3 separate regions of the Homo sapiens genome follow, and regions 1 and 3 are each linked to region 2. Evidence: chromatin contacts called from ENCODE Hi-C or POLR2A ChIA-PET data. All regions are on one chromosome and are shown on one strand. Each heading gives the region's core, a stretch centred on a gene start or an enhancer-like site at or near the end of the contact. The rest is flanking DNA. Distances are from core to core; before and after follow the strand shown.

The links. A loop is a pair of places that touch in the nucleus more often than their neighbours do. ChIA-PET counts read pairs that join two places held with the same protein, here RNA polymerase II (POLR2A). Pooled maps may share reads with other maps.
Region 1: a map of PC-9 shows a loop between it and region 2 (3-fold over the local background). The contact joins two enhancer-like sites. A Hi-C loop is called at or near these places in 7 of 168 maps with a recorded cell type or tissue (Caco-2, Calu3, MCF 10A and 4 more) and 8 of 50 pooled maps. POLR2A ChIA-PET finds 5 or more read pairs at or near these places in 2 of 52 experiments (BJ and H1).
Region 3: a pooled map shows a loop between it and region 2 (4-fold over the local background). The contact joins two enhancer-like sites. A Hi-C loop is called at or near these places in 8 of 168 maps with a recorded cell type or tissue (Caco-2, Calu3, IMR-90 and 5 more) and 9 of 50 pooled maps. POLR2A ChIA-PET finds 5 or more read pairs at or near these places in 1 of 52 experiments (H1).

The regions. Positions count from the first base shown.
Region 1 is chr14:32,396,860-32,401,144 of GRCh38, reverse strand. The region is part of intron 1 of AKAP6 (A-kinase anchoring protein 6); the gene reads right to left. Among named protein-coding and RNA genes, the nearest start is that of AKAP6, 70 kb to the right of the region's middle. RefSeq lists a silencer at 2,588-2,882. Within about 2 kb of position 3,029, at least 2 of the 41 ENCODE cell types and tissues checked have a DNase peak (open chromatin) inside an H3K27ac peak, as active enhancers do; they include PC-9, where a contact is called at or near this core.
Region 2 is chr14:32,467,586-32,471,639 of GRCh38, reverse strand. The region is part of intron 2 of AKAP6 (A-kinase anchoring protein 6); the gene reads right to left. Among named protein-coding and RNA genes, the nearest start is that of AKAP6, 140 kb to the right of the region's middle. Within about 2 kb of position 2,564, at least 5 of the 41 ENCODE cell types and tissues checked have a DNase peak (open chromatin) inside an H3K27ac peak, as active enhancers do; they include PC-9 and mammary epithelial cell, where a contact is called at or near this core.
Region 3 is chr14:32,367,995-32,372,199 of GRCh38, reverse strand. The region is part of intron 1 of AKAP6 (A-kinase anchoring protein 6); the gene reads right to left. Among named protein-coding and RNA genes, the nearest start is that of AKAP6, 41 kb to the right of the region's middle. Within about 2 kb of position 1,304, at least 2 of the 41 ENCODE cell types and tissues checked have a DNase peak (open chromatin) inside an H3K27ac peak, as active enhancers do; they include mammary epithelial cell, where a contact is called at or near this core.

The DNA of each region.
Region 1 (4,285 bases), core at 1,780-4,279, 71 kb after region 2:
ACCCTAGATTAGCTTCATTCTCACGAGGAAGGTAAGAGGCCTGTGACAGTTCTAGGCATCATGTCCTTACATGACAATGTCCAGAGGAAAACAGAACCATTTTTTTCTATGCCTTTTTCTCAAGATTGAGGTAAACTTTCCTGGAAGCCCCCAGCAGACTTCCCCTCATCTCTTCTGGTAGATTTAGATCGTATGCCCATTCCTAAACTAGTCTCAAGTGGAAAGAATAGGATTATCATGACTGATTCTTATATTGTGGTCCCCAGGCCACCAGCAGCATTTGAGAAAAATGCAAACTATTAGGATCCACTCCAGACTTACTGGATCAGAATCTCTAGAGTTGAAGCACAGCAGCAGAGCAATCTGTGTTTTAATAAGAATTCCAGGAGATTCAGATGCACTTAAGTTTGTGAACCATTGGTTTGGAGCAGAGTGGAATGGATGTTGGATTCTCAACCACAATGAGGACACTGGTCAAGGAGTCAGCAATTAGGAAGACCACAACTATTAAAATAACCTGAGTCACTTTTGACTAGCATTATGACATTTATGAATGCTTACTGTCTTTTTTTTTTTTTTTTGCTAAAAGTGGACTAAATATCTTGAAATACTCCTGCCGCCAAGCACCTGGAAATGCTGCATAAAATATAACCAACAATTTTTTAAATGTATAAACTCTCAGGAATGAAAAGTGAAACCCTCAAAGTCCCAACAAAAAGAGAAATCTGGAAAACAAGGACTCAAACTTTTGTAACTCTAAATGTCACTGCCAATCTAAGTAACAAAGGGTCTTGTGTGTAAATGACACATGGAGTGGCCACAAGGTAGGGTGATAAAACTGAGATTCTTATGATGAACCAGGACCCTAGAGGTCTATATCCTCTGAAAACAGGTGGACTGGAAAAAAAAAAAATCCACCCACAGAAGTAAGCAACAAGGAACCTCCTCTATCTCAGGCTGAGCTCTGGGTGAAGGGAAAAAAATTTCCCCTGAGAATTTATAACCACAGACCTGCCCTCATGTGGGTTTGAGATACAGATTTACACTACTACAAGGGCAGGTAAACCCCAAGCAGATAAATTAACATGAAAATGGATTCCCAGATGTCATTGCTGAGGTCCTGGTGGAAGAAAAGAAGAAGCCTCTTGGTAAGAACACATCCTCAAATAAGGTCACACAGGATTCTCACAGATAACGAAAGCTTGCAACCTTAACTCACAAAACACCTGGGGAAACACAGCACCATAACCAAGGCTCAGCAGAAAACAGCAAAATATGAACTTCACATAATAGAATTATCAGGAAGAGCTATAAAACAAGCTGGTTTTAAACTATTATTATAAGTCTAAAAGGGAATTAAAAACGAGAGAAAGGAATAGATACTATTTTTAAAAAAGAACCAAGCAGATTTAAAAGAGATGCAAAAGGGAAATATCCAGCTTCTATCATCCTCAACAAGAAATGTATGACCTCAACAAGAAATCAGCCTGGGCTGGAAGAGAAGTTGTCAGAGAACCTGAGGAAGCTTGAGGTTATTCTCAACACTTTGTAAAGTGTTCTATAATTTGGGTATCTAGGTGGGGAGTCCCCAGAAGGCCCTGCTTGAGGTGGTATCCAATGTGTACTCCTACAAAGACATGAAAAGATTTATCCCCATTCTTTCCTGTAATGTGACAAGACACTGGATGACAGCTAAATTACTGCTGATCATATTTTTGAGAGTATGGGGAGAGCATTTGAGAAAAAGCTTTGTGAAACCTCTTGATCTGCAGAACCTCTTTATCATGTTTTAACCTCTCAGCTTAATAGTTATATTTTATGATACTTCACAACAAAGTCCAATCTTTCAGAATTACCATATTAAACTCATACCTCTGTATATTTGAATGAGTCTTCTTAATCAAACTTATTGTAGTTTTTGCTCTGACTCCCTAAATAAGAAGTGTTTCATTTAAAATTTATTTCTAGTAACTTGTAGAAATATAAGGGCAGGCCAGGCACAGTGGCTCACGCCTGTAATCCTAGCACTTTGGGAGGCCAAGGCGGGTGAATTGCCTAAGCTCAGGAGTTCAAGATCAGCCTGGGCAACACAGTGAAACCCTGTCTCTACTAAAATACAAAAGAAATTAGCCAGGTATGGTGGCATGCCTGGTCCCAGCTACTTGGGAGGCTGAGGCAGGCAGGAGCATTGCTTGAACCCAGGAGGCGGAGGTTGCAGGGAGCCGAGATCACATCACTGCACTCCAGCCTGGGCGACAGAGAAAGACTCCATCAAAAAAAAAAAAAAAAAAAAAAAAAAACAGGAAGAAAGAGAGAGAGAGAGGGAGAGAGGGGGAGGGGGAGAGAGAGAGAGAGAGAGAGAGAAAAGAAAAGAAAGAAAAGGGCAAACATATAGTGTGTAAAGAGTACCATCAATTTGCTCCAAATCAAAATTCAATTATATTATTGGAGAAATGCCACTATAAAGGCCTACAGTTTGACAATTATCATGTGTTTACATATTCACAGAGACTGTCCCCTCTCCTTCTGCTGGCTAGACCCAGGAGAAGCCTGGAACCATGGGAGAGGCCTCAGTACATGGTGTGGATGGCTGGAAAGGACAGGAATGTATCAAACCACATCCATCACATTTAATGTTTCTGTCTTAATCCATTCCTGGCTAAGGGAAATGCCACTCCTGTAGATTCCTCTCTGCATTTCCAGCATGTATGAATCACTTGGCAAAACCTGATGTTAAAAGAAATGCAAAGAGTGGTAAAGCCAAGAAGCCCTTGTCTGACCCTGCCTCAAGGTAAATAAACACCTGGTTTAAACAGAGGCTTAGAGGAAGCAGATCCTTCCAGCCAAGGAGAAGGCCCCACACACACAATTTCCTTCCATCACAAATCAGAGGCAGAGCCTCACTGCATTTGGGGCCACTATTTGCTGCTTGGAAGAAAGCATGGGAGCACTCCCAGCCCTTGCACAATACCAATTATGTTTCTCATTTAAGAAACAGTTATTTGTCTGAATGCAAACTACATAAAGGGCAGAGGGAGTTCTCTTCTCTTACAGAGTGATAGTTTATTTATCTGAAACACAGGAGGTTCCCCTGATTGTAATCTTTGAGTTGATGTGTCCACAGAGGGAGTAAATATTTGAAGGAAAAAGCAACATTGCCAGACTAGTACAGCACTATCAGAGATTTATTTTGTGGATAGTATGAAAAGTAAAAAGAGACAGGTGATGACAGGTTTTCAGAGCAAAAGCCAAAGCCTTCAAAGAGGAGACCTCAGTGTTGCATTTTCCCCAAAGGAAAAGTTGCTGGAGCTTCTTAGCAAGGAGGTGAGCTCTTATTTACATACTCATCATCCTGGGCTAGTTTTGGCCTTCCTTATATTGTACCTACCCTTGCCTTAAAATATCCAGCCACAGAATGTGGCAAATAGTGCTTTCTTTCCAGTGAGTTAACCAAGAATTATTTCCAGTGAGTTAATTCTGCATTACTGAGTGCCTATAGTGTGCTTAGAAGTGTGTGTTAAATCCAATTGGGGAATAAAGATATTCAAGTCATATGCTCGCTCCTCATGGAATTTACGGTTTAAGAAGACAATAAAAAGTTTAGCCAGGAACAGTGGCAAGCACCTGTAGTCCCAGCTACTCAGGAGGCTGAGGTGGGAAAATCACTTGAACCTGGGAGGCAGAGACTGCAGTGAGCTGAGATCACGCTACTGCACTCCAGCCTGGGTGACAAAGTAAGACCCCATCTCAAAAAAAAAAAAAAAAAAGACAATAAAAAGTGTTTTGATAACTTCTGTACCATTATGTGGGTTTACCTACTCAACCTGCTTTGAGGGGCCCAATGGCTGTTCCAATGAATAGCTAGAGCTCACTTCTTGGCACCATGGCCTTGCCCACCACCCTTGGCTATCCTGGCATAAAAGGCAGCATGCTTGGAAGTCTAAGGTAGTGGTTCTCAAAGTGTGGTCCTTGGACCAGTAGCAACAGCACCATTGTGGAACTTTTTAAACATGCAAATTCTCAGGCCTTCTCCAGAGCTACTGAATTGGAAGCTCTGGGACTGAGTCCCAGAAATTTGTGTTTCAATAAGCACTGGTCTAAGGAAACTACTTTTTTGTTCTCCTACCTGCCAAATTGTCTTTCACTGGCCCTAGTTTCCACTTTCCACCTATTCAACATTAGAGAAGTGTTTTTGTTTGTCTGTTTGTTTGTTAATAAGTTAGAACACTTTAGGCTGCAAGTCACAGCAGACACTTATCAAACTAGCTTAAAAAGTGAGAACATT
Region 2 (4,054 bases), core at 1,315-3,814:
CCAAATTGGGTGAGAGAATGTTGAAAGGGTTTACAATGAAAATTGAGTAAATGTATAATACACTTAGGAGAAAAGACAATGGCCTATGAAACTAAGTCTCAGCTCTCGCCATGGACTTGGATTCCCCCACTGACAAGAAAGACTTAAACTATTAAAAGGTTCAGCCTGCTAATTCACAGTTTAGGAAGTAGCACTATGATCTTGCTTTTGGTCCACAATTTCTTATTACTACCACCGTCCATAAACGCATTACAGAACTGGTCATGGATCAGATGACTTCTACTATCTTTAGCTGTGTGACTATGAAACACTAGGAAAATGTAGAAATACAGAGATAATGACATAAGCCTAACCCATGGTACTTAGTGCTAACTTTGGCAGTACATTTTATGATTATGGAGACAATCTTGGTGTTTATTATTTAAAATTATTGAAACGTTTTTAAAGAATCCAAAATACAAAACTGCCTTGAAGTTTTAATTTGAAATGTTGAATGGATATCGGCCATGATTTTAATAAAGGTAAGAATTTGATTAATTTTGTAATATGAAAGAACCTAGTTTATCATAGTTATAAATTTGGTTTATTACATTTTCAAAACTGGCCTAAGTTCACTGAAAGATTTGGCCTAGTTAGGTTTCTAAGTCTATCCTCATGTATCTAAAGTATTTGAGATTATTAGATGGATTAAAGGTCTTAGGAAAATTAACTAAATTTGTGAATGACATTCATTTGTTAAACTTATGAACTAATTCAACATTAACCAAAAATCAAATGGCTGTTACTGCTCTTGTAGTAAACTAACTAGATTTTTAAATAGAAGAAAGAGATGGGTAAAAGAAAATTTAGACTTAAGAAAAATCAAGCTTTAAATTTTCCAATTTATTCATAATTCTAGCTCTAAGTATTGCTTTCTACTTCAATTGTCAGGAATTATTTAAGCCTACCTCTATTGTCTGTTCAAACTACGATTCTATCATACCGAACTTAAATATTTTGTTGGCATTTGCATGCCCTAAAATTTCAGAGCTGGCAGTTTTCCTCTCAGCTGCTTTAAATGGCTCCCTGATTACTTTCCCCAGAGATGAAGCTGACAGATCCAGTGGGAAAGGACTGTGCCTTCTTTGTTCAGTTGCTGATGTGAGCCCTAACGACAGCAGTGATACAATTTACATTCAATAAGCCATGAGTCAGAGAATATCATCTAACTTTTTATGAGAATAAGATACTGTAAATTCAAACTTGTAATGAAAGACCTTACTCTTGGTTTGACTGCTGTTCAGTCTTCTGGCAGGGATGGGTAGGGTGGGATACAAGAAATGCCTGAAACATTGCTTCTCAAATCTTAATGTGCATCTGAATCACCTGGGGATCTTGTTAAAATGCAGGGAGACAAGAATCCTGCATTTCTAACAGTTCCCAGGTGTGGCCCAAGCGTCCAGTCCACAGACCACACTTTGAGTAGTAAAGCTCTAAATATCAAATAGCCTAGTTGATGTTTTGTGGGTTTTTTAGTGATGAAGATTCTGTTGAGGGTGGAGGAAAGGGAGTGATGGTATGTAAGTGCTAACCCTGGATCTAATATGACATCATTTTATATTAGTAATTATATTCAGAAGACTTGATGTTTTACCACTTAATATTTGTTCATTGGAAGAGCAACTGAACTTAAAGCAAATCAGTAATTTCCCAACATCTACAGCCTATTTTATTAGAAAATAAAAAGATAAACATCTGATTTGAAAAGCGATAAAATATGTCATATATGCATGTCAAGCATCAGTTCTGATCTTTAGGTAACTGAAGGCATAATCTTTCATTTTGGAAACAGACATAATGCAATCTCTGTATCATAACTTTAGAAACATCTCCGAGCAGCATGTCTGGCTGACGAGCCAAGACAAGTATAATAATAAAAAAAAAAAATTTGTGACATTAAAAATATCAGATCTCAAAAAAAAAAAGACATTCTTTTAACTAGCGAGGCAAAGAAAAATGGGAAAGCTATAAAAGCTTGTTTCTTTATCAACAGTAGGTGGTGCTACAATACAAGTAAACAGTAAATGTACAGCAAGTACTTTTCTTGTCAGCATTCAAATAATGATTTAGTTATTATTACACTTTCTTACAGATCAAGATCAAAACTGTCTTGACTTTATTATACAGATTATTGGACATGTTTTCAAAAGTTTTCTACTACCAAGAAACGCTAGGAATCTACTGGTAGTTTAATATGTCAAATAATCTAACTTTTTTTAAATGTATAAACTTTTGTGTGCCTATCTTGTTTTTAATTCTTCTTAAATTACTTGGGGGAATGCTAGTGATCATAGTTTGTTATACACTGGCATACCAAGGAGGTTGTGAAAATCTCCTCCGTTGGAGACTGTTGAAAAGCAACACAAAACCCTCTATTGCTTTCACAGGACTTCTTCAAAGCAAGTTGATGAACTTTACCAGGCAATGCCTAGAAATTATTTCCTGGCACAAAGTCTAGTGGCAGGACAGGAAAACACTTCCCCAGAGTTGCAACAGTTCTCACAGTACACCCCATGAGTCAGGGAGGTATGACAAAACAGACGAGGGATCAGCAAATTTTCTAGTGGAATGCCTAGTTAATACCTCTTCCAATAGCATTCATTACTGTAGAGTTTAGGACAGTTTTTCACACATTCCACTAGGCAGAGATTAATTTGGACTAAACCTACCTATTATTCATATATTATTAATAATCACTTAAAACAGATGCTCTAAAATCAGTATCCTAGAAATAATAATTTTGATGAAGGTGGAATAAGATTGTTAGAGCAAAGGGGGGCAAGTCCAATTAGAACGCAGGACATTTGAGGAATGGCAAGTCTTTGGAAGTGGTTGTGTTTCTGTCAGGGCTTTGATGAGACGAAAACAACATAAGGATATGGAGTACCTGGGAGAAAGAATGGAGGGACAAAGATGGGAGGAGGGAGGACAATAAAACATAACAAAAACAAAAATCCTGATTTGCGCTTTTGTCTTAAGTCATGGTAGCACAGATGTGTAAATTGCCAGGCTCTTTGTAACACTTGATCTATGCAAGAAAGGTAACATCCTGCAACATCCTGTGATTACAGGATGTCTAAAGACAGAGATCTAAACTTGAATCAACAAAGTCCCTGCCCTCAAGAAGCTCCCAATCTAGTGTTTCTCTGCTATACTTACAGAGGTGGGCTAACCTTTACTACATGAAAGAGCAAGGCATTGTCTCACAGGACTTTGGTCTATTCACTTCACAGATATAGAAAGCAAGTCATCCAGGGATGAAAACTAAGTCCCACAACTCAAAAGGCACAGAGTAGGAAATATTTTTGGCAAGAACTAGCTCTTCTGAATATGTCATTTAATTTTCTCTTCATTAATGTCATCAGTAAATATTAACAGAGTACCTACTGTGTTCAAGGTGCCAGTGTTTCTCTTAATCATTTTCAGTAGAAAAATCACAAGTTTTTCTAGATTCTGAATGCTGCTGTCTGGGCTCCTATCCTAGGGCTGCCTTGTGACAGCTCCCTTTGCTGGTTTAGTTTATCAGACTCTTTGAAAGGGAGATGACAATTAGGGTGAAAATGAGAGAGAAGCAACAATATCTATAACACATACAAGAACAGAAGGGCTGTAACCAGCAATTGAAAAGTCCCTTGATGACAAAGACTAGGGAGAAAAGGGAATATAGAAGAAGGGGATGAAAGGTGAAAAAAGAAGAAAATAGAAACTAAAAGCAAATAAAACCAAGAAAATTTAACATGTAATGGCAAAAGAAAAGAAACAGAGAGGTGCATCCTGAATGGAAGCTGAGGGAAATATTGGGGGTCTCATTGAAAAGTAAAATGTGTGATATTGCAGGAATTACAGACCAACTTCTTGGGATTCTGACCTCTTCCACACTGAAGATCAGAGGACAGGGAAGAGTTATCCAAACAACCAAAGAAAAGAACCATCCTGCTTTTTAAGACAGCATGGTTTATAGACAAGCAGAGACAAGATAGTGTCCGAGGATCCAGACTGGATTCCTGATTCTGAC
Region 3 (4,205 bases), core at 55-2,554, 98 kb after region 2:
TCTTCCCCAGTTCCCAACCTGTTAGCCACTCCTTCCTCAAGCTAGCCTCCTCAGGACCATGTGCATCCTTCTGTACAGCAGTTTATTTGTTCATCTCCTCTGTGAGGCCCTGACCCTTGTAGGAGCATTCTATATCCCCAGGGCACAGTACAATTAAGGAATAAAGTAGGTACTTATAAATATGTGTAGGGAAAAAAAAAGAGAAGGAAGGAGAGAAGGGAGGAAGAGGGAGAAGGAGAGAAGAAAGAAAAGAGAAGTAGAGAGAGAAAGAGAAATAGGAGTGAAAGAGTACTAATCTGCATATCTTGCAGATGAGGAAACCACCCTTCAAATCAGGTAAGTGGCTTCCCTAAGGAGCTTCCACTCCACCCCACTACACCTGGAATCTTTGACTCCAAGCTACACCTTAGTTCCTTCTAGTCTCCACATTTGAGGTACCCTGCCTCTTTCTAACTTCCTCTTATGAGATCATTCTTCAAAAAACAACAGTTAATCCCACCTTTTCATGAAGCTTTTCTCACCTATTTCAACTCCCCATGATTTTTCCCTCTACTGCAGACCAATGTCACCAATTTTTATAGAATCATTTTATTTTATTTAGAAACAGGGTCTTGCTCTGTCACCCAGGCTGGAGTGCAATGATCGTAACTCTGCAGCCTCAAACTTCTGGGCTCAAGCAATCCCCCAGCTTCAGCCTGCTGAGTAGCTAGGACTACGGATGAGCACCCCCACGCCCAGCTAATTCTTTTGGTTTTTGGTTTTGTTTTGTTTTGTTTTTGTTTTGTAGAGATGGAGGTCTCACTATGTTGCCCAGGCTAGTCTTGAACTCTTGGCCTCAAGTGATCCTCCTACCTTGGCCTCCCAAACATACAAACATGTTAACACTTAAATAAAAACAAATAGTAGTCTTCATGTGTACATTTTATGTATTTACCTATCCTTTTCTCAGAAAGATTTTAAGGTGACTTTTGACATATGTGTGTTCTAGCTCTATAAAATGCATGTATATTCACTAGGGGTTGGGGTTATGGTGCATATGTCTTACTTATGATGTTTTATCAGTCACAGAAAACAAGACAAGAATTTATTTTTAGGACTTAGTTACTTTTCCTGTTTCTGAAGTTCTCTTGCCACAGTTTAATATACACTCCTCTACTTCTCAGTACTACTATTTAAACTAACAAATAACATCCCTCAAAAGAAATCAGCCTGAGTGAGTTTAAAAAGGATGATCTGTTCACTCAGTTCTGCACCTTCAGGAATCTACTGAAATTAAAACCAAGAGTCATAATGAGTCACTCCTCTTCCTCTTACACAAGGAAAGAGCAATCATGAATGGAATACACAACGAATAAGGCAGGTCCCTCCAGTACTAAAATCTGCCCAAGTCTTTTCATGCCAGCAAAACTAAAAAATTCTAACCCCAAAAAGATCTTTAATCATTTTCTCATTTTTTTCCATTTTCAGAGCCTTCATAACAGTAATGTTTTCAGCTTTAAGAGAACTTACCACCACTCCATTGTTTACAGTGTAGTAAAAGATTTATCTTATGCAAGTTGCTCAGTCTTTCTTCCATTTCACCAGCACTAATACAGCCACTGGTTTCTTCCCTGATCAATTAATAAGTTGTTAACGGCAAAGCCTCAGAACCGTGCAATAAAAGACACTGCAGAGCTCTGCTAATGGTCACATATCAGGAACAACAGTTCTGGTTTGTAGGGAATCAAACTCCCTCATTATTTGTGTTCACTTCTGGTAATTAAGCATTTAAACAGCACTTGACATTCAGCAACCATTTTTATAAGCATTCCTCTTAAGAACCTAGAACACCATCAATTCGATAGCACTGTCTTTGTAAGGCACAAACTGATGGTGGCTAAGGACCAAGAAAGCTTCTCCCTTCTGTGTGAAGGTGATGCTACTCCCCTTAGGGAAACCACTAAGCTTCTTTTCCAACAGCAGTTTCTGGTTTGTGCTAATTTGTGGACAGTCTTTCTGGTCTCCTCTTGACAGATGGCAGGTGTTTCAGAACTTTGACCCTGTCCTGAAAATGCCAAGCATCATATGGCCAAAGTGGAACACAACATACTGACTTAGAAATAATGGTCATGTAATGACCCCATGTTAAGCTGCTCTAGGAGGTTATAATTTTTTGTTTGTTTGTTTTTGAGATGGAGTTTCGCTCTTTTCGCCCAGGCTGGAGTGCAATGGCGCGGTCTCAGCTCACTGCAACCTCCACCTCCTGGGGTCAAGCAATTTTCCTGCCTCAACCTCCTGAGTAGCTGGGATTACAGGCTTCCACCAACATGCCCGGCTAATTTTTGTATTTTTAGTAGAGATGTGGTTTCACCATGCTGGCCAGGCTGGTCTCAAACTCCTGACCTCAGGTGATCCACCCACCTCGGCCTCCCAAGGAGGTTATGATTTAAAGGGAACTTACACATTTTGTTTTGTTTAAATCATGGAGAACAATGAAAAGAACTATTATTTATATTTGGAGCAAGCCAACCACTAAAGGAATAAACTCAGTGCTTAAAATGGATTGTTTTCTCCCTCACCTGTTGAGGAAAAGATTCTTTAAATGAATTTAATAAATGTACTGTGCACTAACCACAAGCCAGCACTTGGAAGAAAACAGTGACCCAGGATCAAAAGGATGATCACTGTGAATAAGTTGTGTCAGGCTAACTTCCTCCTACTTCTTTGTTTTTAACAAGTTTGCCAAATTAACGGTTTAGAAAATGTAATCCATATGTATACCTATCTAAATTTCATCAAATATTTTAACTATGTTGATTGAGATGTGGACAAGATAATGGACAACAGGAAATCTGTAACACATCTAATGACTTTGTCTAACAGTTACCGGTTTCTGGGTCTTTATCAGTCTGGAAGGAGGTTTTTTTGGTGCCACACTGTATTAATTGTCCCTTGCCTATTGTGAACAGATCTTTCCTTTAAGAGCTTCTCAGATCCATTCACTTCCTTCCACCTCACTGCATATCTTGGTAGCAGTCCTGGCTATCTTTCATCTGGGTCCCTGCAATGACCAATCTCTGCCTCCAGTCTTGCTTCCCTCTGGTTTTTAACCACATTTGAAGAGTGCCCATCTTTCCTGATTTGCCCAGTTTATGCCTGTTGTCCCAGAATAATTATTAATAAAGCCCGTTCATTCTCAAAAGTGCCTCCATTGGGTGAAATTATATGCCTAACTTTAAAGAGTATGATTCTAACCACATCACTCCCCCACTTAACACTTTCAGTGGCTTATCCCTGTCCTTAAAGTCCACATTTATTCAGCATGTTTTTGTTTTTTTTTTCTTCTTCTTAATATCCACTAAACTATAAGTTTCAAGAGGGCAGGGATTATTTAGTCTTATTTTGGTCTTATTTGATAACTAGCAAAACCCCAGGGCCCATAACAGCACCTAGTACATAGTAGGTGCTCAAACACATGTTTAATTATTAGCTTGTAAGGGGTCCACGGTTTGGGCACTGCCTACCTATCCAACTTCATCTCTGCCCTCTATTCACAGTCTAATCTTCAGTCAGATTGTACTGTATTCAGTTCCTTTCTCACCTCTAGACCTTTGCGTATGTTGGTACCTGTTCCTCCTTCCCCCACCTCTACCTCTAGTATCCCCCTAATCTCCTGCCTAATTCCTTTAAAGTCACTTCCTTTTGGAGGCCTTCCCCAACCCTCTAGTTAGGAAATGTCCTCGCACTGTGTATGCCCACATCACTCTGCACTTCTCCTAGACTAATACTCATCATACTTTACAGCTAACAATTATTGGTCTCTCACTCTGGTAGTCTGTTTGTTCTGTGATCACACTTATACATACTTCCAGCACCCAGTACAATGTCTACCACCTGAGATGCAATTAATAAATAACTGCTGAATTAACGAAATAGGCTGATACGATCTTAAAGGTGCCATATAAAGATGAAATGGGATGATATTCCTCCCTTATCTGCAATGGATTATGTTCAGTTCTAGGTACCATGTGTTAAGCTCCTGCCTCCTCAGAGAAAAGCAATCAGGAGGATTAATAGAGTGCTAACCAGAAATTGAGATGAGAGAGAGAGAGAGAGACAGAGGGAGGGAAGAAATGAAGGATGAAGGGCCTTCAAATTTCTAGAAAAAAGATTAAACATGTTTTGTATGACCCTGGCAGGACCAATAGAAGAAAATTAGAAAACAA